Linked DNA regions of Mus musculus: region 2 is linked to region 1. Evidence: chromatin loops called from intact Hi-C (ENCODE). Cell type or tissue: gastrocnemius. All regions are shown on one strand. Each heading gives the region's core, and the rest is flanking DNA. Links, peaks and the distances in the headings are about the cores only. Region 1 holds the start of Map2k3 (mitogen-activated protein kinase kinase 3). Region 2 holds the start of Flii (flightless I actin binding protein).

Region 1 (15,159 bases), core at 2,399-10,398:
TGACTAGGTGGGTACCAGTGGTCACAGTGGCTCAAGGTACAAAAGCCAAAGTAGTGATGGTATCTTCACCCATATAGCTCTGCTGAGAGGCCCGTGGCTCTTCTGTGAGCCCTTAGTTCATGGGTGGGGTTTAAGAGTGACCCTAGATTCTAATTTGTTGTGTTTTTTTAAAATTTACTCCTTAGCCTCCCTTTCTTCCTCTACATTTGCCCTGAGTCTTATGCACAGTGAGTGGCCTTTTCATTGTCCCCTGCAGTACCTTCTTTATTTGTATTAAAGCATGGCAGGCACACGGTGCTATATGTCAGAAGGCAGTATACCAGCACCACAGCAACCAGCAGCCATGGCCCCCAGCCTGCTCTCTGCAGAGACAGAGTCTGCATCTATCACCGGCGGGCTTTTTCCGTGAGAGGTAAGCAAGGAGCCAAACGGATCAAGTTCTTACCCTGGAACTCTGAACTCTCCCTTCCTTCCCTTCCTGTGTACACACACGGCTTCTGTTCTCCTTCCGTCTTTGTCCATTTTAGACAACATCCCATGGCTTCCCACCATGGGAAACAAAGACTCAGCTCTGTTACAAAGGGGTCCACATATCTGACTTCCTGCAAGTTAGACAGACCAGTGGACAGACCCCTGGACTCCCTGGGCGCTGTAAGCATTGTTAAGACATTAAAATTGTGCTGGGTGGTGGTGGCGAACGCCTTTGATCCCAGCACTTGGGAGGCAGAGGCAGGTGGATTTCTGAGTTCGAGGCCAGACTGGTCTACAAAGTGAGCTCCAGGACAGCCAGGGCTACACAGAGAAACCCTGTCTCAGAAAACAAAAAACAAAACAAAACAAACAAACATTAAAATTGCTTCTTAATGTTAATATACTCAAGGCTAGGTTTGCTACAGCTAGCTTTTATGTCAACTTGACACAAGCCAGAGTCACCTGAGAGAGTGCCCCCAGAAAATCAGGCTGCAGGCAGTTAAGCCCATAAGGCTTTTTTTTTGGATTGATGGAGAAGGGCCAGCCCACTGTGGGTGGTGCCATCTCTGGCCTGGGTTCTATATGAAAGCAGGCTGCCAGTAAGCTGCACTGATCCATGGTTTCTGCATCAGCTCCTGCCTCCAGGTTCCTGCCCTGAACAGTGATGTGGAAGTGTAAGCAAAATAAAGCTTTAGTTTCTAACTTGGTTTTGGTCATGATGTTTTATCACAGCAATAGTAACCCTACCTAAGACAAGATTGTAAGCGTATTTTTTCCCCGCTGATGTTCACTTCTATAAATGAGCAAAGTAACTGGGGTGGGCAATGAGGCTAAGTAGCTGCAGTTGGACTCACCCTTGCTGCTTTGAGTGAAAGGACAGTCAGTCTAACAGTCAACCAGACTACCCTGTGCTAGCACCAGCTATCTTGGATACTCCACAGACACTCAGAACAAGTTATGAAAAAAGCATGGCTGACCGCCTTGGTTCTTGAAGGTCCGCCAAGGATGTCTGAGACAGTTTGTACCAGCCCCCACCCCCCTTTCTTTTTGAGACAGGGTCCCTAGCTCAGGAAAGCCTCAAACTTATTTGCAGAGGAATATACCCTTGAATTTCTGATCTCCCTGGCCTCCACCTCCCAAGTGCCAGGAGTACAGGCATGTGGCACAATACCGGGTGCTAGGAATTGAATCTGGGGCTTTCTGCACGACAGATAAACATTCTGCTGAAGTACAACTTGACCCCTGTACCAGACTCTGTTAGCTTAAGACGCTTGCTGAGCGCCACGTGACCGTGCAACTATTATCATTCTGTCCAGAAGGGGCGCAATTTCCCCAGTGATCTAGCTGAAGGACTGCTGAGGCTGCTGCTAAGGGAAAAGTCTGTGATTGGTCCAAACAAACGGCTCCGATTGGCTCAACTACCTACAGGCTGCTCAGGCTCTCTAGACAGTCTTCTGTGCTATTCATCATTCCTGGTATTACAATAGGACCCAGTAAAAGTTTCCCTCAGGTGTTCTCTTAGCCCCTGCTTTCAGTAGTGTGGGCTGAGCTGGCAACACTTAAATAAGCGGAGACAGCAGCAAATGGTGACTGTATTAGAGACGGCGGGAGAAGAGAGGCAGCAAGAGGCAGCGGAACAGCAGTGGCAGTGACAGCTGAGCAGGTGGCAAGCTAAGCTGTGAAGGCAATAAGGCAGCTATCATCCCGAAAAAAGCAGTGGTGATCCTGATGATGGTCCCAGTGGCCCTATGAGAAGGCCTGCTAGGTGTTCTGGTTTCCCCCCTCGCAAGGTGCCAAAACTTCCCGGCAGCGGCTAAGCTGTGGAAGGAGTCAGGCAACTTGGGAGTGACTGAGAGGGAGCAGAAGCAATGATGCTGTGGTTGGGGCGCGGGGGTGGAATGGGGTGGGGTGCGGGGGGCAAAGCCCTGTCCAAGCAGTAGTTCAGCTAAAGCATGAGAATCAAGAATTCAAGGCTAGCCTGGCCTACATCTTAGGATCCTATCTCCCAACACACACACACACACACCACACACACACACACACACACACACACACACACACACACACACACACACACACACAGAGGCATGCACATGTGACAGAGACAAATGATTGGCTCAAGAACTCTCTGTTGCTTTGTGGCTTAGGTTGGAAGACAGCCCTGTGCAGATGGATCTGGAACTGCCCCCATGGTATAGTTAATGCAGAGGTAATGCACATCTGCCTCTCCTCTTGGATGTGTGACCATGGGCAAGTTGCTGGTCTCTGTTTTTCATTGCCTCTCACCAAATCCTGGCAATAAGAACATCCTTGTATTTCTGGATTCCGAACAACAGGATACGAACTCTGGTATAAAGCCCTACCTGATACTTTGAGCCATCCTCAATCATTTGGGTTAGAATCTGGCCTGCTCCCTCCCTGACATGAGACCCAAGGAAGATGCTTGTGTCTTGGTTTCCTCATCTGGAAGAAGAATTTCCAACTATGTCAGCATCACTGAGGTGTGAACTTGTGAGACCCAGCAGGAAACAGGTGACAATAATTGCTTGTGTTCTGTGTCCCATACAGGAAGGACCATGTTGGACACCTCTTAGCCTGGAAATATTTCCCACTGTGTCCAGAGAGCTCTACACATCCCTGTAAGGGCCTGGGTAGTCCAGATCCAAGGGTAAAGAGCTATTGTCTTTCTAGAAAGCCATAGAAGAAACTCAGAGAAAACTGTGTGGCTCAGAAGACAACTGTGATGCATTTTAATGAGAGCAGGGGCAGAAAAAGGCAGGTGAAGGCTCCATGATCTGTCAGACGGGAGTTTGAAGAACAACCCTGTCATTGCAGTGGTCATGTGTCTCCATCCTCTGCTTGCTTCTCTTTCTTCCTTTCTTTCTTTCTTCCTTCCTTCCTTCTTTCTTTCTTTTCTTTTTTCTTTCTTTCTTTTTTTCCCTAGACTGGCTTTGAACTCTCGGAGCTTTGCCTGCCTCTGCCTCCCAAGTGTTGGCATTAAAGGTGTGTGCCACAACTGCCTGGCAATCCTTTGCTTTCTGTTCTGTTCTGTGCCCATGAAAATGCACACCTCCTTGGGAGGTGTATGTTCTGAGTGTTCAGTGAGTGCCTACTGTGCACTGTGGAAGCCAGGAGCCAAGTGTGGTGCTGCTCTCTACAGCTTGCCTCAGAAGGAGTCTGCATGAAGGACCACCACACAGTAGGTAGGGCTGTGAAAATGGCATATGCTGTTGTACAGGTAGTGTCATGTCACACGTATGAATTATCATGTGATATTTCAAAATGGTGGCCATTTAAATACAGAAGGTTAAAAGAAATATACCTAAGAGGTAAGTATCCCTTGTGTTTCTTCATATGGCAGAGGAAGGACATTCCTGGCTGAGGGGACAGCCTTTGAAAAGATCGGATCAAGAAGGAAAGCTTGGTTTTGAAGTGTCTGGATATGTCAACAGGGCCAGAGGGTTGGAAATTCCTACCTAGGGAACCAGGAAAGATCTGAGCTGGGCCTAGCCCGGCTTTCAGAAAACTCTCTTTGCAGCAACTAGCACAGAAGTGAGAAAGCTGGGCAGCAGGCAGAGCACAGAGGGTATCGTTTTATCCTGAGTGGGGCACCCACAGAGAACAGCCACACTAGGGCTGGTCACAAGAAGGCACACACCCCAGGTCAGCAAGCCTTGGGAGGTTCTGCAGATGGCAGGACACTGCACATACAACCAGAGCTGTGCATGACCACTGTGCCTGTCAATAGGCCTGCCCCTGGGCAGCCATGCTAAATGCATACAAACCCTGTGCATCTTGTGGGAATTCATGTGTGCTTGGGGTGTATGATCAGTGCATGCGGAGGAGGCTCTAACAGCATCTGGAAGGGGCTGCATCTGAGGGAGCCTCTCATTTCTGACCATACCAGTGGTGACACAATTGGTTTGGGGGCTTTCGCTTCTTCTCTTGGAGATTCTATCCTTTCTCTTGCTTCTTTAAATCTCTGCTTCTGTGGCACCTTTAAGGGAGGCTTTTCCTGACTGCCCTCACTAAAATCACACTCCCACCTCCAGACACACCTTCTCTCGTCCCCTTTTTTCCACAGCATTTGTCAACCTGAGACACCCTATCATTTCACTTAGGCCAGAAGTCCATTCCTTTCTGAGAGCAGCGTTGTGTCTGTTTTGTTCGTCGTTGATCCCACAATGCTACATCCACAGTGTGTGCTCAACCAGTGAGTTGCTCCCCACACACTAGGTTTGGACCACCCCCTTTCTTCAACTCACAGTCACATGCTAACACAGGCTGAACCCTTCCCATCCCCAACCTCAGCTTTCCTTAGAGGGGTCTGCTCTCCCGGGAGTCAGAGTAAGAGATGGCCTGCTGGGATCTGAGTCTAGTGCTCTGGCCAGTTTCTGAGTGGTCATGAACTTCCCCCAGCTAACTGTGACACTTAGGGACAGGAGGGTAACAGATGCTGTTGGCAGAGGTGGCCAGAGAGAAAAAGTCTTCCATCATGCCCCTCATTCCAGCAGCTGACTGGCTTGCTGGTGCAGCCTAGCCTGGCTTCCTGAGCAGGTCTCCACTCCCTGCCCTGGCCTTTCTGTTTCTTCCAAGGATGGTCTCTTACCTCTCTTTCTGATGACTAGTCCAGGAAGGTCACCTTCTTTGACCCCACCCAGGTGAGGCAGGGCCTCTTAGGACTCTTGTATCTATTTATAGCACCCCACATGGAGTCTGTGATCCCTGGGCTGTTTGTCAAGTTCTCTGACTAACCCATTAAACTCCTCCTGTTTGAGGGCCTTGTCTGAGTCACCCTGGTGCCCAAGAGCCTGGCACGGGACTAGTCACTTTACCCATGTCTGTGGCATGCTTTTCCTACTTCCTCTGTTCATTCCTTAAATATTTCTTAGGCACCTACTATGTGCATGGCTCTGGGCTAAGCCTTGGGATTCAGCAGAGGATGAGACATTCAGGATTCCTAATGGGGAGGGGCACGTGGCACGGGAGGAGGGCTGCGGTAGAAATCAAATATGCAAGCCAGGCATTCGGGGCCTGAGTGTTGGCCAGAGAGCTAAGACTTACTCCAGCTCCGACTGACTCCTTGACCTTGTGCTTCTTGCCCTCACTAGACCTGACTTTCCAATCGACCCCAGAGATTCCTGGTTAGTGTGAGGACAGAGGCTCAGCGACCGACGGCCGAGATGGAACCCCAGTCAAGGCTGGCAAAAGGTATTTCAGTGTTTGGAATGACACTTTGTTTAATCGGAGACTACTCCCCAGCCCGGAGAGTGGAGCTGCTATAATGTTACAACCAGTTACTTTGTCACTAGGCAAAGGTTAGCCACTGAATTCCCCGCTCCCTAGGTGCTGGCGTGCCAGGTGCTTGTAGAGGCTGGACTTAAACGCGTGCTCGTTCAGCAAGGCGCAGTAAACTCTTTCCCACAGTCGGTGAACACTCACCTGGCACGCGCCCGCCGTGGGATCGCTCTTTTCCTGCTGCCCTAGGAGGCAAGCCGGTGGTCGCCGCTCTCTTCAGGGGAGCACATGGACGCTCATCCTCGGTATGGCTCAGCCATTTAGGAGTCTAGTCTCACTCAGGGAACACTTTTAACCCCACGGAGCACATCGGCCCTGCCCTGCCCCCCTAGAGATCTTGGGATTTTCCAGATTGCGACCCGCACACGCTGTGCCATAGGGGGGCACAGGCTGGGGCACCCAGGACCACGCCAGCACAATCCCCCGAGTGGGTAGGGCAGTCATCTAGACGGCAAGAGGGCGGAGCCGAGCTGTACTAAGGGGAAAGCTGGGTTGGATTCCGGCTCTTGGAGGGTGGGGTTTGTGCGTGACAGTCCGGGCGGCGTCTGATAGGCTGGGGCCTTTTCAGGCGGGCCAATCAGTACGATGGGCGGGGCCTGCGTGGCGCCGTCGGCAGGCGTCCGGCGCTGCCCAGTGTGGCTTTGGCGCCGCCCGCCTCGGACGCTTGGAACCGTCGCGTCTGTGTCGCCTGTCGCCCATCGCCTGCCGCCGCTGCCAGCCACCAGCAGCCATGAGCGCGCCCGGCCCCGGTGTAGTCTGCTGTCCTCTAGATTAGTGCTCTCCGCCGCGACGGTCCGCAGCATGGAGTCGCCCGCCGCGAGCCCGCCGGCCAGCTTGCCTCAGACCAAAGGTAGGCTCTCCCGCCCTGTTGCGCGGCCCGTGCCACATTCAATTTGAGTCCGCCCGTGATCCTGGGCTCCCTTCCGGGCTGGGCACAGACGTCTGCACTCCAACCCAGGACTGGGTCCAGCCCAAGCCCGGGACCTCACGGGACCTTATTGGAATCCGGATCTTAGGCCGTGGGACTTCACCCAGGCAGGACCTAGTTCTCGCTCCACTCCCAAGTCTGTAGCCTCACCGTGAGCTCCTCATTTAGGCTTCCGGGCTTCATCCTGGACTCAGGGATTTCAGTGATCCCTGCTAGAGGGTCTTTGGGCTGCTCTAGCCCTCTCAGGCCAGGCTCTTGGATTTTGTCCAGGCTGGAATTTACTCTGGGCCCCAGGGCTGTGTTCCCAATGCCGGAAACCTGTCTACTCAGAGCTCCTCCACTCTTCCAACTCCTTCCATCCTTGTGAATCCTCCTTTGCCCCATGTCTTGCTGGCCTGCTCACTGGCTGCCTGCACTCCTCCCTAAGGCTGTCCCTGTAGAACTTCCTGGCGTCTCCACTTCGCAGCTCTGCCCATGCTACCTGCTACTCAGTTGCAGTCTTCTCACTGAGTTTCCCGAGCTGACCGATTCTTGCACCTAGTGTTTCTTAGTCTGCTCTTAGACGTGCTGTTTGGTCCTTGGGCTAGCAGCAGGCCAGGGGCTGGCTGTGCAAAGCTTGTCCTTCTCCAATTAACTGTCTTTCCTGGAAATTTCTGTGAGGTGGCAGTGGTGCTGCGTGGGCTGCAGCAGCAGCATTTGTCATGGGAAGTGAGGGGGACAAGATTTGGAGGTCAGAATGCTTTTTTTTTTTCTCCAGGAAGAGAGAAGGATGTTTTTTTTTGACATGTCAGAGACTCAGTAGGGTTGATCTGCAGAAAAGATTTCCAAGCTGGACCTGGAGATATGAATGGGTTGACCCTCTGAATTCTGAACTGCTTCACCTGGCTAGTCTCTGGGCATGTCTAGGACTTATTAATGAAATGGATATTAGGGGCGTGATGTGAGATTGAATGTAGAGTGGTTTGAAGCAAGCACGTCTGAGATGATCGAGAACCCAGCATAGCGCCCAGCACATAGTAGGTACCCAGGGGCAAATAGTTGTTGCACTTCCTTGACTATCTCCAGCTTTCCTGCTGCAACGCTGGGCCCAGTTTTGGATTGCAGCTGCAGAGCACAGAGGACAGGGATGGCGGGCACCTAAGAGGGTACTTGTGCAGTGGTGGCCTTCTCTCCTTCTGACCTAGGAAACCTCAACCTCAGGAGTCCTGGTCCTGGTCAGGTTGTCCTGAGCAGGCGGGGGCCTTTTGGGTCCCCTACAGCTGGCTTCCATGGCCCTGCAGGAGCCTAGTGGACGGGGTAATTGCATCTTACATAAGTGGGAGGCCAGATCCCTGACCATTGCCCAACTTCTGTGAGTAACTAGGGAGGCACTTATTGGGGGAGGTGGCTGGGGAGGACCTTGCAGTGCAGACCTCGTGGAACTTGAGAACCAGGAAATTAGATGCTGCTCCACTCAGGAAGGGTTTGGAAGCAGTGTTTGTTTTGGAGGCATTTCAGCTCTTCCAGGCAAGAGATGCCTCACCAAAATAAAAGTTGCAGTTGCAGATCACAGCCGGAGAGATTGTGAGTGATAGGGAGAGACCATGGGCTTTCATGTGCTTGGTGACTTGAGGCCTGGCACTGGACGTTCCGGGCCTCTCTTCTGAGTGTGAGTTTGCAGATTGTAGGTTAGGTAACATGGTATTGGATGGTTTGGGTGGAGGCTTTTTCCTGGGCCAGAATCCCTGTAGCCTTTTAGGGGTCTGGAGATAGCTGTAGTGGGAAACTGACAATATCCATTCACCAAAACTCTAAGAGGTTTTTTTTTTTCTTTTTTCCACGTGTTATACATTGCTTTATTACTCATCACCCCATTTGCCCATAAACAGAGGCTGGGGAACACTTACCATTCACAGAGGCTGCACAGCTATGTTGGCAGAGCACAGCTACAGCAGGTTCTATGATGATCTCCTTCCATCCCGTTCCCATGTGAGGTGCTTAGGGGAGCCATGGGACCCTGGGACCCTGGCTATCACCCCCATGTTCACTGGAGCGTGAGGTCTGCTGAAGCAGAGGACCACCTATCATGCACGCAGTCTTTACAGTGGATGCTTCCCTCAGTGTGACCCTGCAACTGGTGCAAAGTGGAGACCTTGGCGAGGCCATACCAATGTGGACCCTGACAGGAACTCTTTTTCACCTTTGCAGGAGACTTAAAAATTACACACACAACCAGGCAGTGGTGGTGCACGCCTTTAATCCCAGCACTTGGGAGGCAGCAGAGTCAGGCGGATTTCTGAGTTTGAGGTCAGCCTGGTCTACAGAGTGAGTTCTAGGACAGCCAGAGCTACACGGAGAAACCCTGTCTTGAAAAGCCAAAACCAAAAAAAAAAATATACACATGATATATATATATATATATATATATATATATATATATATATATATATGCATGCCACATGTAGTATACTAGTATACTTTGTGGGTATCAGTTCTTTCAGTTCAGTCTTGTGGATCAACCTTCCACCATGTGGGTTTCAGGCATGGACCTTAGATTATTAGACTTGATAGTAAGTACTCTTACCTGCTGGGCTATCTTGCTAGCCTGTTTGCAGAGGACTTTGAACACAGCGGGGAGTGGTAGCACCTGACCTTTGGTGGGGACTGCAACTTTATCTATGAACTTCCCACTGGACGGTTGGCAGCCTAGTTCTTTGTGCCCAAGCTTAGGAAGTTCTCTCCACATGTGTAAGGCATGTAGGTCCCACAACTTTGTTGACATCTCCTGTCTCCTTGCTCATTAGTGGGTCACTGCCTGCCATCTGAGGCCAAGGGCAGCTGGTACAGGGGCACATGTCAGGGTGGTCTGGGTTTGCATGTCTTGTTTGTCCTTGTGCATATTGTCAGGGATGGCCTTTGACACTCTGTTGGAGGTGTTGTCATTGGAGTTCATCAGTGGCTGGTGGCTCTGGCAGCCCAGTGAGACTAAGGAGCACTGAATGTCTTGTCCTGGTCCTGTCTGCTATGGTTATAAGCTTTCCTCCTGTCCCAGGAGTTGGAAAGACTAGAGGGTGGCACCTTGGGGACTTCCCCCCGTCCTGGTGTGACGCACAGGAAACTCTCTATCAGCCAGCCTGTGGCTCAGGGCCTGAAGGCAGTAAAGTTCCCAGTCAGCCTGTGTGGGGAGAGGCAGCCAGGCTTCCGGTGGGTGAGTCAGCAGACACTGGGTGCTGACTCACCACAGGCATGCCAGTCACTGCCTATAGCTTAAAGGGGCAATGCCAGGCAGGGGTTACATACCTGTAGGCTGCCCCTGGTCCTGGGCTGGACATCACAGGTGACGGTCTGCTTTGGACTTTTCAGTTGAGCTGGGATTCTGGGCAGATCCTCCTGTCCTGTCCAGGAACTTCCTCTGTTAGGTAAATGACTCTTGCTTCCTCTTGCTCACCACAGACGAGTAGATGGCAGCTGTTGTTGACGGTCCCTGGCCCAGGGAGCAAGGTCTAGTAAGAGCCAGGAGCAGTGGCCTTGCAGGGACAGCCAGCTTGAACTGCCTCGGTCAGATCCCTACTCTGCCCATTTTGCAATGTAACATTGAACACATTGTATCCAGTACATTCTTGATACTTTGATTAGGTTTTAGTCCAGTGAGTAGGGGACATCTTTCAGAGAAGAAGCCGGAGTGCTCCTCTCCCCCCCTTCCCAGGAAGTACAGGAGCCTTGCCTGTATGGATGCAGATGGCATTATCCAGCAGCATTGCAGCTATGTTATAATGGGCCTAGGATCCCAACCTGACTCTTACTTCCTCATCAGGGCAAATGGCATATCCTCTTTGACTCTCAGTCCGCTTCTGGGCAGTGGGAGGAAGTACCTCTCCCCTGCAGGGTGGTAGTAAAGATGGGAGATAGAGTTTCCCAAACAAACGGCATCTGTCATTATTTAATTGTTGGGACTCTGGCTGCTTCTCATTGGGAGGTGAATACATGGCTTCTGATGATGTATTCATAGGGTTTGTGACACGAGGCTTCTTTGGTCAGGAAGCCAGAGTTTGCCAAGCTCTAGGGCAACCTTCCTAATGCTACGACCCTTTACTATAGTTCCTTATGTTGTGGTGACCCCTGCCATACAATCATTTGCATTGTTATTTCATAACTGCAGTTTTGCTACTATTATGAGTTGTAGTGTAAATATTTGTGGTTTCCAATGGTCTTAGCCGACCCTTGTGAAAAGGTTGTTTGATCCCCAAAGGGATCTTGACCCACAGGTTGAGAACCCCGAGCTCTCGGCTCTTTTTCTCCTCTGCTTCCTAAGCCGTAAGCTACCATTGCTCCTGAACTGCCTGAGACAATCAGGAAGGGGAGTAGAGAACTGAGTTAGTCTGTCCTTTCTGTAGATCTGTCCCTGTCACTCAGCCTTGTTGACCAGTGGCCGCCTTGAAAGCATAGGTGAGGGAAGCTCAGGAGGTGCAAGGCCGGCCTCAGGGTACAACCTCCTGGGCTAGTTTCTCAGGTGGGAGAATTTCATCCATGTCAGACCTGGTGCTAGCCTGGGGAGTGAGGGAGGGAGTGAGTGGGCAGCAGGACTCAGGTGTGCATTCTCTCACACCTCCCCTTGGTTGTTTGTCCATGTTGCCCATATCTGTCAGGCCTGTGTGCCCAGCAGCCCCTATAGATTTTTCTTCCCCCATTGCAGGTAAAGAGCAGAGACAATGGCAGCTTGCCCTATCTCACTGGGGCACGTACTACAGGCCTAGTGATACCTGGCCTTGGCAGGGTCAGTGGCTTTCTAGCCCTCCCTACTTCTTAGCCCTGCCTGCAGGGTTATGGTAGTAGTGCCTCCGCTGAGCTGGAGTCCAGGGCTGCCTTGGCTGCTTCTCTGGATGCTCTCTGTGATCAGCTCAACGGGGCCCTCCTTGCATGTATGGGCCCATAGTGAAGCCTGCTCCTGCTTTCCCTTCCCTCCAACTTCCTCCCTCCCCCTTTGCTCCCTATTGTCTTTCCTCCTCCTCCTCCTCCTCCTCCTCCTCCTCTCTCTCCTTTTCTTTTTGAGACCTAATTACAAATGTGCCCCACCCCATGGTTTTATGTGCTGTTGAGGATCAAGCTCAGGATCTCTGAGGATTCAAGTCAGGGCCTCATGCACACTAGGTAAGCATTCTACCAGTTGAGTTATAGCGCCAGTTTTTCAAGTTGAGCTTATTAGCAATCAGTTGGTGGAGGCAAGAGGAGCAGAAGTTCAATGTCGTGGTTCAATAGCTGTGGTGGCGCATACCTTTAATCTCTGCACTTAGCAGGAAGAGGCCATCGTGAGACTCTGTCTCAAAATGAAAAATTCAATGTCATCCTCAGCTGTATACTATACAATGAGGTCTAACGTGACACTGCCTTAAAATATACAGATAAATAAAATTGAACTTTGGTGTGCCCAAAGTGTGTTTATCCCCCTGTCCTACAGAGGCCCAGGCTGTTCCACACTGTCAACTACAGGATATCCCTGGGATGAGAAGAGGAAGGAGCTGGAGTCTGATGTCTAGGACCACCGTGCCTCTTCTCTCTTGGTTTTGGTTTCATTTGTGGTGGGACTTTGTGGAGTGGAAGGAAAGTTCTGTGTGTGGCTTGATGAGGTGCTGGTTTAGGACAGTTCAGAGTCTATGTGGGTGGGTGTTTCTCTTGCTGCTCCAACCTGTGTGGCTGTGTGAACAGCCTTGGTTTTGGTCACCTACATCACTGCAGGTGCCACCAAGTTCAGGTGTTTGTCTTGAGTCAGCAAGTGTGCAATGACAGGCCAGGCTCCTTGGACACAGGGCTGAAAAGGCTCCTGGATATTAGCAGCAGGGTTTGGGCATAGTAAAAATGTAGATGGGTGGTGTCGGGGCTGGGGGCGGGGTGTCCAAGGGTCAGTACTTTGGCCTGGCACATGATAACGTTCTGAATTGCCATGGGAGTGGGCTACCAGAGGAACGATTTTTAGCAGAAGGGAAATGAGCGTTTTGAAAGCCCTCAAGATGAAGGTTTAGTGAGGTCTGGCCCAAGGAGAAGAACTCTTGCTTATGTTGACCTGTGAGGCCAGTACTGGGTCCTGGAATTGGTTGGGGCTCTGCCCCTGGAAGAAGACTCGGCCCTTTTCCATCTGTGCTTGGCCCCTTGCCATGGCCAGGGGGCTCAGTCCTCCATGCTTACCCTATCCCCTATCAAGTGCTCACCTGACTTCCAGGCACTCGAAGCTGGCACAGTTTATCTACCTAGGGGTAGCTGCTCACCAGAAAAGCTTGCCCTTCTTTTTGGTGCTCAGTTTATCCCGCTCAGATGTGGATGGCCTAGCATGTTCTCTGAAAGACTGCTGCATGCAGACAGCCAGCTGAGTGGGCAGATGGGACATTTTGCTTCTGACACTTAAGTGGCAGTATTAGCTTCTTCCAATTCGGTTGCCCAGGCCCAGGGGCCAGGGGTGGGGATCATAAACAAGGTATGGGTGCCATTTTAGTCATTGGATACCATGGGATGGAACTTACTGTCTTATGGCAACTGTTCCCCGTGGCCTGCTCTCAGACTATCCTTGCTGATGGTTGGATGTTAGAACAAGTGGGTCTGTTCAGGGTCATATCCTTACCCCACCAGATGCCCACAATGCCCTTTGTTAAGCCATCTCTCCTCTCTGACCGACTTGTACAGTGAAAAACTTTGCTGCATGGAGCTGTAACATGGAGGTGGCCTCAGATAGCAACCCCATCCCCCACCCCCACCCCGATCCTCTGTTGGGAGGTCTGCCATTCCTCTACACATACACTGAGGCCCTGTTGCCCAGAGAGGTATAATCATGTGTCTGAGAGCGCAGAACAAAGAAGGGGCTGAGTGAGGGTTGAGCCCAGCCACTTGGCTCCAGAGTGGCCTGTCAGGGAAAGTAACTGCAAGAATTGACAGTAGAGGCTGGGAAGACTCAGGAACAGCAGAGGACTAAGATGCAGCATCAAGGGTAGAGAGAATGGTATGTGCAAAGCAGATACAGTGGGAAACAAGGTGGCTCACCCAGGGAAGTGTGAGGGGACGATGGTGCAAGGGCAGCAGAGGGGGCCAGAATTTCACCCTATCTGTGGGTACTTCATTATCATGGCTGGAACCTCAGGTTAGTGGTTGAACCCCTCTCAGCTTCAGTGTCCCCACTTTCTGCCTGGGGAGCTGCTGTGAGGAGTGAGCTATTTTGACACCTAGCTCTAGGCTGGCCTGCACAAAGGACCCTGCGATCCTGGCGGGCTTGTGGTTTGCTCATGGTGGCCAAGAGCCTCTGTTTGTTGTGGTGACAGTCACCACCTTGGGCCACACCTGGGTAGCCCCAGGCTGCCTGACCATCTGGGCCAAGCCCTGACATTGGCATTGAATAGTGCCAGCAGTGGCTGGTGGCTCGAGGCCTCTCTCTGGGTTGTCCCCAATGTGGCCTTGCCCATCCCCTCTGACAGTTGGCATAGCTGTTCTGGTAGCTCAGGTCACTCCTAACATAGGCTGGTGGCCCTGTTAGGGTAGTTGGCTGTGTGCTGCCCAGGCTGGGACAATAAGAAGACCTCACCACCATATCCAGCAGGCAGGTATGGGCATGGCCTTGACAGATGGGGCAATTGAGGCCTGGCAAAAGGCAGAGCTTATAACATCTCCCAACCCACTGCCAGAGACACAGGAGAGCAGAAAGTGGAGGTGATGTGGGTGGGTAGCAGTATAAGCTCTCTTAGACTGGCTTGTCAGGGCTGGGGGTCAGGCTGTGACTCTAGATATTCTAAGCAGAGCTGTGTATTTTATTACAGAATATTTTATATTTTGGTTACAGAGAACCTCATGTCAGGAATGCAAACTAGATATCACAGGCCAAAGTGCAGAGAAATAGCTTGCACGCTATGCCATTCTGGGTCCATGCAGAGTTTCTGTAGCTGTCTACCTCTACTCCTAGCACGTGTAGCCAGACGTGGTACCTGGCAAAGACTTGGACCCACAGGTGCATGAGACTCAGGACCTGTCCCTCCAGCACAGGGACAAACCCCCTGCTCCCGAAGGGGTCTGCAGTGAGCCCAGCTGCCTCCCTCGATCTTCTGGTCAGTACTTTTGAAAGCCACTCTGGGCTGGCCCGAATACACAGGCCTTACTGCCTTAGTCACACCCCAAGCTCTATATTGTGCGTAGCTATGGCTGGATCTGCCAGAAACTGGTTTAGATGTGGCTTCAGGAGCTAGGTGGCCAGAGTGAGCTGGTGGCAGTTTGCAGGATGCAGTGTAAGCCTCTGGGAAGGGCAGGCACTTGGTCACTGCTTTCCTGCTCTGTGTGATACCGAGGAGACTTGTCACATCTACCTCTCTCATCCTGCTTCTCTCTCACATTTTCTCCCCTGGTGGGGGTCAGAGCCCCTGCTTCCTGGAGAAGCCGAGACTGAAAGAGTCAGTGCCTGCTGCCAGTGGTGGGCGCTGAGCCACATGGCCCTACAAATAGGAGGTGGAAGTCCG
Region 2 (15,159 bases), core at 3,868-11,867, 200 kb before region 1:
AGCAGTGACTCTACTGAGACACTAAGACTGGCCTCTTCCTGCCCTCACCACAGGGCCTTTGCATTAGCCATTCTCTGCTCAGGGCCCCTCTTCCTTCTGAGAGTCCAGCCCAGCCCTGACCTGACTTACCTCTTGGTTTTTGTTTTTCTCCTGGGCAACATCTGACATGCCCTTTAGCACTTGCTTGGCCTGGACATCCTGTGCTGAGTCCTTGCGCCTCCGTAGCCGCATCTTGCGAGCCAAGGGGTCCTTGGACCCGCTCCCTACTTCAGGGAATGCAATCATCTGAGCCACTGGGTTGGCTACTGGACATACAGCCCGAGGGCAACCCCACCCTGGTACCCAGTGTGCAGAGGGGGAAGCAGAGAAGTGCCCTTGCTCCTGGGCGAGAGCGCATTCCACTCACCAGCTGCAGCAGCAGCCACTGTGGCCGGGGAGGCGCCCGCCAGCCTCAGCTGGTTCTGTAGCGAGAAGTCAATGTTGTACCACTCGGCGGTGCGGTCAGCAGGCTTGGGCGGCATGACCAAGCTGGGGTTTTCTCGAACATCCAGGACCTGTTACGTGAGCAGAGGTGCTGCTGGTCTGGACACTTACCTCCAAGCAGCCTCTAATTTCAGTCTCTGCCTGGGACCAGGAACTAAGTTCTGACCCTGGCTACTCTGCAGCTGCCTGTGGGGCTTCAGTGACAGACACAAAGGTGTGCTGTGAAGAAGGTGCTCACCCCAGTAGCACTGACCCTGGAAGGCTACTGCTGGGTCTCTCAGTCTGAGATACAGGCACACCCTCTGCTCCATCCATCTTTCCTGATACCCTGCCTCTACTCCAACACTGGCCCAGCTGCCTGACCTGGATCTCTGTCAGGAAGTGGATGGCCTCAGGAAGGGTCACCAGGCGGTTCTTATTCAGGACGAGTTTCTTCAGTTTTGGGCACCTGTAAAGACAGAGCCCGACAGAGCCTTAGGGGATCTGGCGTTCCAGTTAGGGCCAGGCGAAAGGTGACTTCCCAATTCTTTGTCTTAGAGCAAGGGATCCATATGAGGGCCAGTGATTTTCAGAAGAGGATGGGACCACACTAGCTTCCTAACAGGTACTCTGAGAACCTCAAGTTGGGTGTGGGGTGGGATGGGTCTCATCCCTAAAGGCAAATCAGTCATTAGCAGGATGCAGACAGATCGCCAAGTGTGAGCTCCCACCCCACGCCAGCCTGCCCAGCACCTGCAGAGACTTTCAGGAATCAGTTCTAGGTTGTTGTTGGCAGCCATGAATTCCTCCAGGCTGGTGAGCTTGCCGATGCCAGAAGGCAGCCCATCAAAGTCCAGCTTGTTGGAGTTGAGGTACAGCTTCTTCAGCTTGGTGAGCTTGCAGATGGCTGACTAGAGAAGCAGGAAGTCAGTTAGAACAGAACCAGCACTCCTGCCTGGCCCACCCAATGTCCCAGGCACAGGCTCACAGGCAGGGAGGTGAGCTGGTTCCGGGACAGATTCAAGGTCTCCAGGTGCACCCACTGGTCGATGCACAGGGACAGCTCTGCAATCTGGTTGCTACTGAGGTTGAGGCGGCGCAGGCTGGGGAGGGTGTACAGGCACTCCGGCACCCTTGTCAAGTCATTGCACGACAGGTCCACATCTGGGACATTGGAAGGGCACATCAGTTAGGACCCATACAGCAGTCACCAGGAACAAGCCTCAGTGTGAATTCCAACTATTCTACAACCAGGTTGTGTGGTCTTAGGCAAGTAATTTGTATGACCTGCAGTTTCTACACTTGAGAGACTCCTCATAGCAGGTGGCCTAGTGACAGAAACCCAATGGAAATTGACCACTGTGTGCAGAACTGTAATGTCAGCACTTGAGATGCTCAGACAGGGGACCGCTATGAGTTCAAGGCCAATCTGCCTACACAGTAAGTATCAAGCCAGGCCAGGCAGCCAGAGTCACACAGCAAGCCCCTACCTAACATATCTGCGAGACATGACAAGAAGCAGGACTCGGCCCCTTTATTCCCAAGGAAGCTGGTAAGCTCAAAGGGGTGAGAACCTTAGGGGCTCCCCAGACAGTCCAGACCTGAAAGGTTGCTCAGGCCCTCCAGGCTGGTGGGGAGGTTGCTCTGGGTGCGTTGAGTGTTCCTCAGATGCAGGGTCTGTAGGGCCATCATGGCTGGGAGCTGCCTGTGAGGAAAGGATTTGCCACCCTAGGGTAAGTCCACTCAAGGGACTCTAGGGATGGAGTGGGCAGGAGGGCATGACCAAAGAGGGGGACAAGATGTATAGCAAGCACAGGCCAGTGCTGAGGCCTGAGGCCTAGGGTGGGAAGGGTCAGGACTCCTAGGAAGCAAGGAAAAGCAAGGCACCTACCGGAGCTGTGCATGTAGCAGCGGGTTTCCATTCAGCACCAGTGTCTGAAGGTGCACGAGGCGGCGCATTTGAGGGGGAAGGCTCTCTAGGCGGTTTTCACTGAGGTCCAGGTACAGCAAGTCCGTAAGGTTGATGAACAGCTGGTTGGGGATGGAGTCGATGCTGTAGTACAGAGGGGAAAGCCTGAAAATCAGTCTTCCATCCCACCTGGCTCTGCACTGCCCACCTGGCTCTGCACTGCCCACCTGGCTCTGCACCTGGCTCTGCACTGCCCACCTGGCTCCTCACCTGGCTCTGCACTGCCCACCTGGCTCTGCACCTGGCTCTGCACTGCCCACCTGGCTCTGCACCTGGCTCTGCACTGCCCACCTGGCTCTGCACGGCCCACCTGCCATGCCCTTGATCTCCCCAGTACCCGTTGTGGCTGAGGTTGAGCACCAGCATGTTCTTGGCATTCTCCAGCTCCCGTGGGCATTCTGTCAACTGGTTATGGCTCAAGTCCTAGGGAGCAGGGACAAGGTCAGGCCAGGGTGCCCCCCACACACACACCGTCCCCATGCCTCTGCCATACCCAGGGATCTGGCAGGACATTGGACATGGAGTGACAAGAACGTTCAGGGATATAGATTGAGTGAAAAGGGGACTGGGCTAGGGAACTGAGTGTACAAGTGATGTGGGCTCAGCATTGACCACTCTAAGGGATGATGGCGGCCCTTGAGGCAGCTATGAGTGAGGACTGAATGAGCATCACAGGGGCCAGATGGGCAGGTAACCACTGACCAGAACAGAGAGATCATCCAGCTTGAAGATGTCATCAGGGACTCCGGAATTCTTCAGGCTGTTGGCCCGAGCTACAATGGCCTAGGAGTATAAGGAAAGAACTTGGGATCCTCATTTTCTGCTCTGAGAGAGAAGCTCAGGCCAGGTGGGGAGCTCCTTCGGAAACTGGAGGCCAGGTCTGAGAATTCTCCCTCCTCTGACCTTTGCTCACACACGACATCTGGTGGGCTTCTCCCAGCCTCCCAGTGAGTGCCTCTTCAAACTTTAAAACCCAATGTCAGCGTGCCTCCAAGGCCAATATGGGGCCCTCAGAGTTATGGTACTAGGATGGAAGCCCAAGGCTTTACGTGTGAAAAGCATGCATGTTGTCACTGGACTGTATCCCCACTCACCTTTTTTTTTTTTTTTTTAACCAAGACAGGGTCTCATTATGTAGATCCTAAAACTCAATGTGTAGACCAGGTTGGCCTCAAACTCAAGAGATCTGCCTGCCTCTGCCTACTGAGTGCTGGGATCAAAGGCATGCGCCACCATGCCCGGCCCTGCAATCTATTTTTTTAAGTGCAACCTACCTGCTGGAGGAAATGGAGGAACTTGCCAAAGCTACTTAGCCAATGTGATGGTGTAGATGTGAATGGCCCCCATAGACACATATATTTGAATGCTTGGTCCCTAACTGGTAGAGCTGTTTGGGAAGGGCTAGGAGGTGTGGCCTTATTGGAGGAGGTATATCACCGAAGGCAAGCTTTGAGGTTTCAAAAGCCCACACCACTCCCAGCTAGTTCTTTCTGCTTCATGGTTGTCTCAACACATGAGCTCTCAGCTACTGCTCCAGTGCCATGCCTGCCTGCCTGCTGTCATGTTCCCCTCACTGAGATGGTCGTGGACTCTAGCCCTTGGAACTGTGAATCTCCAAATGAAATATATTCTTTAAGTTGCCTTAGTCCTGTGCTTTGTCACAACAGAAAAGTAACTAAGCCAGTTAAGTGGCAAAGCCCTGGTTTAGAGTCAGGGAGCCCAAGTCCAGATCCTGGACTCTGAACATCTTGGGGTTCTGGCCCTGTGAAGGATAATCCTAACTGAAGCCTGTAAGGCTGGCAAGGGCCTGATTTTCAAGCTACCTTCTAGGCCCAGTCACACCAGCTACACTGCTGTCTGGGGGTGACTTTTGTGTGGCTAGAGTCTTTACCTATGTGGTAGGTTAGAAGCACACTAGACACACTAATGTGGCCTAGTACTGTGTTCTGCCTACACTGCTGTGTTCACAGCCATCCAGAGAGGTGGTGGGTTTTGAAATGTCCTCTCTTTTCTCTCAGAAAGTTCTCCCATTCATATGAGCTCTCTTGCAGCAACACGGGCACAGAGGGGAGGAGGGTGGAGACACTGGCCCGCGCCTGACCCTACCGCAGCCCAGGCGAACACTCACCCGAAGCGAAGGCAGGCTAGACAGTTCGCCGTGAAGCGTGGTCAGATGGTTGTGGCTCACAGACAGGTGCTCCTGGACAGGACAAGAGTCAAAGGTTCAGGTGGGGACCTAAGGTATCCAGCCCCTGCCTGCAGCCCTGTAACTGCACCATCTGGGAAGGCCATCCCAACAGTCCCCTCTCCTTTACACACCATCACCTGCCTTGCATACCTCCCAGGTGGATGTGCCCCCACACACACACCATCAGCTTCACCCACAGCTATTTCTGTTTTCTCTTGATTCCACTCCCCTTTTTTGCAGAGTATGCCAACCTGGCCTAGCCCCTAGGATAGGACCCTCCCCGCGCCCCGCCGCCTACATCCCTTACCAGCTTCTGCAGAGCCGCAAGTTCTTCAGGCAGGTAGCAGAGGCCTGTGCGATTCAGCTTTAGCCATCGCAGGCTGGTCATAGCCTTAACATTCTCAGGGAAGTAGCCACCCTGGGGGGTGGGGAGGAAACAGGAGGGTGAGGACAGTCTAGGAGATGAGTGCCTCCTCTCATCACCTTCTGTGGTCCCTAGAGAACATTTCTCTTTCTTACTCACAGAATGGCACTAAACGAAAGCTCCCAAAGGACAAACATCCTGGCCCAAACGTGTCTCTCCAGCTGGAGTCTGTCCCTGGTGTGTTTCAAGGGTTCCTCAGCATTCCACTGTGCTTAGTGGAACTCACATTGCTTTGCCTGGGGTTCCAAGGCAGTTTGGCTGTCTGGGATTGCACTAAGAGCCCAGCTCCCCAATGTTCCTTGAACAGTGTCATTCATTCATTCATTCATTCCTCACATGCAATGCCCACTTCAGCATCCCTGGCCTTTTTGTTTGTTGTTTTTCAAGACAGGGTTTCTTGGGGCTGGAGAGATAGCTCAGTGGTTAAGAGCACTGACTGTTTTTATGAAGGTCCTGAGTTCAAATTCTAGCAACCACATGGTGGCTTACAATCATCTGTAATGACATCTGACACCCTCTACTGGTGTGTCTGAAGACAGATACAGTGTACTTACATATAAATAATAAATAATTATTTTTTTAAATTAAAGACAGGGTTTCTCTGTGTGTAGCCTTGGCTGTCCTGGAACTCACTCTGTAGACCAGGCTGGCCTCAGACTCACAGAGATCCACCTGCCTCTGCCTCCTGAATGCTGGAATTAAAGGTCTGTGCCACCACACCAGCCTAAGGTTTTGTCCCCCTGTAACTCCCAATTACAGGGTTTCTCTGTGTAGTCCCTGCTGTCCTGGAACTCATTTTGTGTCCAGGCTGGCCTCTAACTCAGAGATCTGCCTGCCTCTGCCTCCCCAGTGTTGGAATTAAAGGCATTTGCCACTCCCTCCAGGCTACTCCTGGCAGTTTTGACATCTGAGCAGCATGAAGCTCAATTGCCTTTTGCTACTGTAACACCTCTTCTTCCAGTCACGTTCCCTAAGGTAACTCAGACGTTCCCAGTGGAGAGAGAATAGAGACCACAAGTGAGGATGGTGGGTATGTAGACAGGATGAAGTGATGCCCACAGTGTACGGGATCCAACATGTGTCCGTGTGCAGGTGAACACGGGAGGAGCCCACCTCCTCCTGCATCCCCCAATCTGATATCTAAAGGACTCGACCAGGCGGTGGAGAAGGTCCAGGCTTCTGAGCTGTCCTTCGGGGCCAGCTTTTCTCTCTTTGGGCCTGGGTCTAGCCGGCACATTTTTTTTTTCTTCAAGTCAAGACAGGGTTTCTCGATATAGCTATGGCTGTCCGGGAACTTGCTTTTAAGAGCAGGCTGACCACGAAGTCAAAGATCCACCTGCCTCCGCCTCCCAAGAGCTGGAATTAGAGGCGTGCACCACCACGCCCATAGCCTGGCTCTTTATAGTCAAGAACCAGGGCTGCTGGCTGCTTGTCCCCCTAGTCTAGCAGTTGAACAGACTTGCCGCCTAGGACCTGGCGCACCTGTCACACTCCTTACTAACAGATCTCTTTCCATTACACGCCACCAAACGGGCTGTTCCTGAGCCCCTAGGACTGGAGAGAACCCCGAGTTCGCGGAGGGAGAAGTGACGTCCCGAGACCACAGTGTGGGGCGGTGGCTGGCTAGGGCGTATTCCCTCGGTGGCATGGGGTCCGGTTCGCGGCCTGAGGGCTCAAATCCCGCGCGGCCCCAGACCCCCGGAGCCCCCGCCCAGGTCTTCCGCCCCGGGCGGGGCAGGCCCGGGAAGACTCGCGGAGGCCCGCCCGCCCCGCCCGCCGGTCCCGGAAGCGCAGAGGAAGCGGCCCGGGGAGACGGCCTAGGGGTCGCCTTTCCCCTTCTCCCCCAGCTAACCTTGAAGTCGTTGCCGCTGAGGTCCACGCCGCGCACGAACGGCAGCACCCCGGTGGCCTCCATGGTGGCGCAGCTCTCTTACGGGCAGGGAGGACGCGGGGCGGCCGAGAGCCGCGGGCTGGGTCAGCGCCGGCCCCGCCCCTTTAACCCGCGCGCGCCGCCTCCCGGCCGCGGCCTCTGCGGGAAGTGCTGCTAGGCGACTCCCAGAGCTGCGAGGCCTCCCTGGGACCAGAGTTCTGGGGAGGCCTGTAGGGGTCCCGCTGGAGATGATCAACACTTCCAGTCTCCTGTCGGAACGTGGAGGGTGGGGTCCAGGCACTGTCGCTTGGGCTGCTGTAGCCTCTGGGGCTGGCCGTGACCCAGGAGTGATGGTGGTAACAACGTCAGGGACACAGGCAGTTTGTGTGTGAGGGATCAGTGGTGGTGGTGGTGGTGGTAGTGGTGAGACTTCCGGGGCTTTGGGACCTAATCCTTCAGCTTCAGGACTCAACTTTGATCATGTGTAACACGGTCCCCAAAGTTGCCAGAGTACTCACATGTGGCAGCTTAGAGAGCAGGCTGCACAAACACTCACAATTCTCCCTTGGCATCAGGACTCCAGTCACCATTCTTTATTGATTTGTTTTGTGCTCTAGATCAGTGTATATCTCCTGGGCCAAGCTCTTAGTGGCCATCTTGCCCTGGCCAGCATACAGTAGGTTTCCCATAAACAGACACAGCTGTTCTATGGAAGTCCAGGGTCTGGCATCCCGGGTTTCAGGAGGGAAGAGACTGATAGAGTTCCCACGACAGATGGCAGAGCTCTTTTCCCATTATGTGTCAGGCAGGCCAAACGGAAATGGAACCACCAGGCACTCTAACAGGGGCGAACTTGAGAGGCAGAATGTGGGCCTTTGGGCTAACTGCAGTTTTGTCTGCCTGGCCCACCAAGGGACCATGAGCTCAGACTCCACACTGAGGCTCTCATTACAAGTACACACAAGGTCAGATGTGAGACTAAGTACGACTGCTGAGAATTCGATGTCAGTTGTGGCTTTAGTGTGAGGCCCTTTCTCAAGAAACAAAACACCCGAAAGTAAGTAAACTAGACAAGCCCCTGAATGATTGTCACACTCACCACCTCCCCCGCCCCCCTTGCGCTATCAATATAACCTTGCGCCTTTAAATCCGGAGTATGCTTGTGGTTTCCGCCCCAGACGGTCCCGGGGCGTGCCTGGCGATCATTGGCTGAGCTGCTCCGTTTTGAGCACGTGTGCGCAGGAGTTGTGCGCTCGGATTGGAGCGAAGGCCTGCTTATCCAGCGTGCCTTTCGGGTCACTTGCCGCCTCGGGCCTCGGCGTTCGGTTCCCGGGGTTTGAACGTTCCATTCCTAGGCGAGTCCTGGGCCTCCAGGGTCCTACTCGCCCTGTCCTTGGGTCCATGCGCTGACGCTCGGACGCAGGTACGGCTACAGCGCACCGGGTGGCCCGGTGTCTCCCAGCACTGGGCGTGGCGCGCATCCCGGGGCAGGTGGGGGCGTGGCCTGCGGTCACTGCGGTGGGAGGGAGGACTTGGGAACTGAAGAGCAGAGTTCGAATCCCAGCGGTGCCTCTTCCCGACTTGGGTATTGCACACGATTTCCAGGGCCACAGTGACTTCGCTCTTGAATAGAGTCTAAGAGCCTATTTGGTTACACGTTTCTGCTCAGTCATGATCAGAAGCAATCAGCTTTGGCCAGAATGTAAGAACAGGTGAAGTTCAGGCTGTCAAGAGTCGGGTTATTTTGTTATTTTTGTTTTGTTTTGAATAGAGGCTCTATTATGTAACTCTGGCTATCCTCCAACTCAGTGTGTAGACCAGGCTTGCCTTGACTGCCTCTGCCTCTTCAGTGCTGAAATTAAAGGCCTGCACCACCACATAGGGCCTAAGTGGGTTATATTTAGTCACCTATTTTATTCCTTTCTTACTGGAGTTTGAATACAAGACCCCTCTAGGTGTAGGGCTGAGTCCCACTTTAGACAGGTGATGGAATGCAAGCCCCTTCCATTTGCAGAGTGGCTTACTGCTCTGAGGGCAGTGGTGGGCAGTAACAGAGCAGAGCTGTTTCTGAGCTTGGAGTAGGCTCCCTGGCTGCCCTTTGACCTTACCAGGCTCGAGGACAGGGTCTTATTTTTAGTCTGGGGAGCATGGACAGGTGTCTCAGCTGAGTCACACAGTGCCTAAGGCTTCAGCTACTCTAGGCATCTTGTCACTTGGCAACTGAGTCCCAAGGCAACCATGGCCCTGAAAGAAGGGCTGAAGTCCTTGGTGCCCCGGCAGGCAATGACCTTTCTGGCTTAGTGGCCTGGGCCTGTGGATTTCTGTGACTTTTTCCCAAGTTCCTGACTGGGCCAGTCACACACTTCCCAGTCCTTACTGGTGCGGTCGTACAAATAAACAGAAGCCCTTGGCTCCGGGCCTTTCTCTCACCTTCTTACCCTCTCCAACTTTGTTCCGAGTCCATGGGCCCTGGCCAGCTTGTCCTGATTCAGTGTTTATTTAAGCCTACTTCACTCACCACTGCACCCTGGGGCCTTCAGCCTGGCTCTGATGGGGTTGCCCTAGCCCAGGTAGTTTTCTTGTCAAGGTCTGGGGGGGCCACTATCTAGATTCCTGAATTTGCTAAGGGTCTATCAAAGGTCTGACAGGCCCCACCCAGGCAAACTTTCTGGAAACCCATATTACAAGTATTTCTGGGCCTTTGGGTTCCTCCTGACTGGTTTTCACACAGTATGGCTGTTCTGGGTAGGTTCTGATTAGGAGTGAGGGAACTCGACCAGGAGGCATGGGGAAAATACTCAGGCTTTGGGAGTGGAAGAGTCTGGGGGCTGTGCTGTGAATCCCAGACCTTAGCACTCAGTTTGTGGCTTGGCAACTTTTGTCTTTGTAGACTCAGGGTGGTGATGTTGAACCCAGATTCCCAAGGTCTTGGGGTGGAGTCAGGAGAAAGGCCTGGATCCTTCCTATATGAACCCTTTTCCAGGGCTTGGAGGCTTGCAGGATTCAGGGAGGGGGCTGGCAGGTCCCCTGATTCCCTCCAAGAAACTCTTTGAGCAGCCCCTTTCTCACGGGTCCCCAGAAACCACCCTCTTGGTCATTGCTAAGCATCTATGCCTTACGAACTACATCTCTTTGCAGGTGACCATGGCAGAGTTCTCCCAGAAGCAGAGGAAACAGAGCGGCAGCGAGGGCCTGGGCAGTGTGGTGGACTTCCTCTTGGCTAATGCTCGATTGGTGCTAGGTGTGGGCGGGGCTGCAGTGCTGGGCATTGCTACCCTGGCTGTAAAGCGGGTAAGGCCAAGGGGGCAAGGCCTGCCTGAAACCTCCACAGGAGAAGGCCAGACTGGGGAGCTGGGGGACGGTGGGACTTTTGAGGTTGGACTGGAACACGGGGCCCCTACTTTTTCACCCTAGCTTCCTGGTTTGCTTTCCCCCCAGCTTTGCCATGGCCCCCGATGCTCTGATCTGTGTCACTTTGCCTATAGCTCATCGACAGGGCCACCAGCCCTCCAGATGAGGATGACACCAAGGGGGACAGCTGGAAGGAACTGAGCCTGCTGAGAGCCACATCGCCCCAAAAGCCCCAACCCCCTCCTGCTGCCTTCAGCCAGCCCCTAGCTACTGGGTCCCCCTCCCCCTCTGTGCCAGGTGAGCTACACTGCTTCTCTCTAGTGTGGTGAGCCCCTTGCACATGCCCAGCTAGTGAGCAGGTCGAGTTTTCTTAACTTGTGGGGCCTTCTAATATGTTCTCCTGGATGCTTCCCTCCGCAGTGGAGCCCACGCCCATTCATTCTCCCACGACACCTAAGTTCAGCACTATAGCACCCCTGTGCCTGACGTTCCAGGAGAGGCTGCTGGCCTTCGAGCGCAAGCATGTGATTACCCCAGAAGCCCACGTGACGTTGGCGAAACAGCTGGCTGGAGACATTGCCTTGGAGCTGCAGGCCTACTTGAGGAGCAAGTTCCCAGAACTGCCCTTTGGTGCACTCGTGCCGGGTGGGCCTCTCTACGACGGGCTCCAGGCAGGGACTGCTGAGCACGTGCGCCTGCTGGCGCCTCTGGAGTTGGAGCCGGGGCTATGGAGCCTGGTACCTGGCGTGGACACTGTGGCCAGGGAGCCTCGATGCTGGGCTGTACGCAGGACTCAGCTTGAGTTTCATCCCCGTGGGTGCAGCCCATGGGACCGCTTCCTGGTGGGGGGCTACCTCTCCTCCCGAGTCTTGCTGGAGCTGCTACGGAAGGCCCTGTCAGCCTCTGTCAACTGGCCAGCCATTGGCAGCCTGCTCGGGTGTCTGATCTGGCCCGATGTGGCTTCGGAGGAGCTGCTGCTCAAAGTGCAACACGAGTGCCTGGAGTTCACTTTAGCTGTGCTCATGGTAGTCCCTGGGGCCAGCACTGATGACCGCCTGCTGCTGGCTTGGCCCCTAGAGGGGCTGGCCAGCAATCTCTGGCTGCAGGATCTATATCCAGTAGAGACCGCCCGTTTGCGGGCCCTGGATGACCAGGATGCTGGTACTCGGCGGAGGTTGTTGCTGCTGCTGTGTGGTATCTGTCGTGGCCATCCGGCTCTAGTGCGGCTGGGCTGGAGCCACCTGACTCAGGTGGTTCTGCATCTGGGTGAAGAGGAAGTGGCCTGGACTGAGGAGGCCTTGGGGGAACGGTTTCTGCAAGCCCTGGAGTTTCTGGTGGGCAGCTTGGAGCAGGCTAGCCTGCCCTGTCACTTCAACCCCAGTGTGAACCTCTTGGGTAACTTCCGGGAAGAGGAGATTGATGACATTGGCTACGTGCTGTACAGCGGCCTCCAGGTTCCTGAAAGCCTATTCTAGGTAAATGAGGACTGTAACTGACATGTTTTCTGATGCTGGAGAGCAGCAGCCACCTCCCTCCTAGGACACTGCAGTGTGGTTTGCTTTATTTTAGCCAGAGTGGAGGGGGAGTGACATCACCTAAGCCCACACGTGGGCATGTGCCTGGGTGATGGTGATCAAGAGTCTCAAACCCAGAGACTCTGGGTTGCTGACATCTGAGTGTGGCTGGCCTCCCCTGGCTGACCGCTTTCAGTGCCAGCCACATTAATGGCCCTTAGCCGTCTGGGGTTCATTTAGGGACTTGGGCTCAGGCCACCATCACCAGCAATGAACTCACAAAGAATAAGATGTGGCTTTTGATTTCCTAGGCTTCACCTAGGCCAAGACTGTTTTTTTTGTTTTTTTGTTTTTTTTTTTTTTTCAAAAAAAAGAAAATGTTCTTGGGTGGGTAACAGCCCCAGGTCTCCTGGAGGCACTCCGAGGGGGTCAGCTGGAGGACAGCTGCTTAGCTGCTGAAGGACAGTGGCTTCCTGATGGTGGTGCATTTGTTTTTCTGATTGGGTCCTCAGGCCTTGAAGCTGAAGTTGACTCCCTCGAGGGCTCCCTGCCTTATACCCCAGGGAAGGAAGGTCTCGTTCTCTTCTGCTTGGTTTTCTCTATGGGCCACGAATTACCTCTGGGAGAACAACTTCCTCACTGGGGGGCTGAACTCTGTGCTGTCTATGCAAGGCAATCCCATAGAGGCTGCTCCTAGACCTCACTGCAGGGTAGAGGATACGCTCCTCTCAGAGGCCTGTGTGCAGACCTGTCCTCTGCAGCGTGCCAAAATATTCATGATAGATGTGTGTCCTCACCTTGCACCCTGGTCCAGGTGGCATGGCTGGAGGAGGGAGACTGTCTCCCCTACAAGGGGGGCTTTCTATTTTAGGTACCACCCCCTTAAACACACTGAAACAAAGCCATGCCTTGAAGATGTGAATAAAAGGAGAAAGAACTGTGTATATGTGTAATTCTTGCTGGCAGGAGATGGTCTTGGTTGTAGGTCATTGCTTGGAGCTTCACACGTCTTGTGGCTGGATGTGAGGTTTGAGAGTCCTCTTGGAAATGTAAAATAATATTTTCAAGCTGATGAGATGACTGTACCCTCATCTGCTTCCAGCTATAAACAGGGCCGAGACCTCCTGCCATTCGCACTTGGGAAAACAGTTGTTGGGTCTCAGCCTGAGAGGCCATCATGTGTAGCCTCAGTAACAACTGAGGCCTCACCTACCATACACCAGCCAATTGAGGGACACTGCCCAGTCTTTTGGTTCAGACCATTCCTGCCTCAACTGAGCCTTCAGCCATGGTTTTATCTGGCCTTGAGTTCATGCTACAATCTGACAATGCAGACTTCCAAGCTTGTGAGAAATGTAGGGCATGTGTGTGTCCTTTGGAGACAAGGTATCCAAAAGTCAGGTGGTGGGGGGTTGGGGGGTACCTCATTCCTCTGGTCCCTACCTGCACCTTCAATCCTAGGTATGGTCTGTGACATTTGCACATTCTGTCTGTCTGTCTGTCTGCCTCCCTGCCCTCCCACCCACTGACCTACCTACCTACCTACTTGCCTAGACAGGGTTTCTCTGTGTAACAGCTCTGGCTAGCTGTCCTGGACTCGCTTTGTAGACCAGGCTGGCCTCAAACTCACAGAGATACACCTGCTTCTGCCTCCCAAGTGTTGGGACTAAAGCCATACCCCACCACAACTGGCAATATTTGCACTTGTAATACTACAATTTCCTTTTGTAATCTTTTTTTGGAACTTGCTCAGTAGACCAGGCTGGCCTAGAAATCTGCCTATCTCTGCCTCCCAAGTGCTGGAATTAAAGGCATGCACCACCACTTCCTGGGTGGCAAATGTCTTTTAAAACAGCTTTTCTTGAGTCAGCCAATTGTAGCAAAAAACAAAACCAGTATATAACCCAAGGCGACATCAGCAACTCTGGTGACCCATGGATCCTCTATACTGCCTGACAAGCTCTAAGTCTTTGCAGTTCACACGCTGGGCCTTAGTGGGTGGATGGCCCAAAGCCTAGGGTTTTCAGTTTTCATGGATTCATATATGGAATGAAGGCAGAGTACCACTTCTCAGAGTGGAAGCTGGCATTTGAGGTAGGGTTATGTGGCCTCAGTAACAACTGAGAGACAGGCTTGTTACTTGGGGCAGATCTCTCCATGCCAGGGATGGCTGGTAGGAAGCAGGTGTCTTCATTTCCTTTCTACTGACCAAAAGCAACTTGGGGAGGAAAGGGTTAATTTAGATCACACATACTGAGTCACAGTCAACTGGGGGAAGCCAAGGCAGGAACTCAAGCAGGGAAGGAACCTGGAGGCAGGAGCTGATGCAGAGAACATAAATGCTACTTACTGTCTTGTTCCTGATTGCTTGTTCAGTGTTCTTACAGAACTCAGGAACAGCTGCCCTGGAATGGCCCTGCCCATAGCTGGCTAGGTCGTTCCACATTAGTCATGAATCAAGACACCGCCCTACAGGCTTGCCTACTGGACAATCTGATGGAAACATTTTCTAGAATAAATTCCCTCTTCTCAGATGACTCTAGCTTGTGTTAACATAAAACTAGCCAGCACACTGTCTAAAACAAGAACATCCCATCACAAATGAGGCAGCTCAGTCTCCATAGGTATGGAATAGGGGAACCAAGCCCGGCTCAGCAGTTCTTAGTCACGGAACACCCAGGAGTATTGCCTGTGTAGACTTTAAAATCTCCAGGGCACTCAGAGTTTTGAACTTGTGAACTCTATGGTATAAATATGAAGTGTCTCTAAAAGACTCATGTATTGAAGGTTTACTCCATGGTGGCTGATGACTCTGTCATGTTCAGAAGAAAATCTCTGTAGTACAAAGAGGCAGGGGCACAGCTCAGGGGCAGAGCTCAGAGGCAGAGCCTGCAGCTAGAATGAGGTCCTGGCTTCAGTCGTCAGCACAATTACCAGCAACTGAGCTCAGCCGTGGAGGGCCAGCCCACTGTCCCTTGACGTGATTTCCCTATCAGACTGTCACTATGATAGGGACACATTTGACAGCTGCCATTAGAGTTGTTTTCAGAGGTTTCCACCCAAGGAAAATGGGACTCATGGCTGTCCTGGTTAGTTTTTTTGCTAAGTTGGCACAGGTAGGGTCACCAGGGATGAAAGGACCTCAATTAAGAAAATGTCCCCATCAGACTGGCTTATAGGCAGGTCTGTGAGACCTTTTCTTTTTTAAAAGATTTATTTATTCTATTTTATGTATATGAGTACACTGTAGCTGTACAGATGGCTTGTGAGCCTGTGGTTGTTGGAAATTGAACATTTTTAGGACCCCTGTTCGCTCTGGTCAACCCCACTCTCTCCAGTCCATCCTGCTCGCTCTGGCCCAAAGATTTATTTATCATTATA

The links. A loop is a pair of places that touch in the nucleus more often than their neighbours do. Peaks named below come from ENCODE experiments on the same cell type or tissue, not always from the same donor. Only the 100,000 strongest peaks of a DNase experiment are listed, where the experiment ranks them.
Region 2: it touches region 1 in a loop (7-fold over the local background); 2 of 42 quality-filtered maps call a loop at or near these places.

The regions. Positions count from the first base shown.
Region 1 is chr11:60,925,653-60,940,811 of GRCm38, forward strand. It overlaps Map2k3 (mitogen-activated protein kinase kinase 3), which reads left to right and starts at 6,402. Exons shown (of 12, transcript NM_008928.5): 1 at 6,402-6,619. The coding sequence starts at 6,571. Map2k3os (mitogen-activated protein kinase kinase 3, opposite strand) reads right to left here and starts at 6,215. Exons shown (of 2, transcript NR_027800.1): 1 at 5,914-6,215. In gastrocnemius, for the core only: a CTCF peak has its summit at 6,430; DNase peaks (open chromatin) are centred at 5,960, 6,346 and 6,949; H3K4me3 peaks cover 5,843 bases; H3K27ac peaks cover 6,536 bases.
Region 2 is chr11:60,720,232-60,735,390 of GRCm38, forward strand. Flii (flightless I actin binding protein) reads right to left here and starts at 7,032. Exons shown (of 30, transcript NM_022009.2): 1 at 6,896-7,032; 2 at 4,927-5,037; 3 at 4,560-4,631; 4 at 3,134-3,214; 5 at 2,769-2,854; 6 at 2,354-2,515; 7 at 2,064-2,167; 8 at 1,451-1,626; 9 at 1,216-1,373; 10 at 847-931; 11 at 407-554; 12 at 130-266. The coding sequence starts at 6,958. Mief2 (mitochondrial elongation factor 2) reads left to right here and starts at 8,167. Exons shown (of 4, transcript NM_001009927.2): 1 at 8,167-8,336; 2 at 10,052-10,204; 3 at 10,399-10,561; 4 at 10,685-12,720. The coding sequence starts at 10,058. The coding sequence ends at 11,739. Mir5100 (microRNA 5100) reads left to right here and starts at 8,432; the gene lies at 8,432-8,495. In gastrocnemius, for the core only: a CTCF peak has its summit at 7,071; DNase peaks (open chromatin) are centred at 7,057, 7,689, 8,168 and 11,058; H3K4me3 peaks cover 6,428 bases; H3K27ac peaks cover 5,977 bases.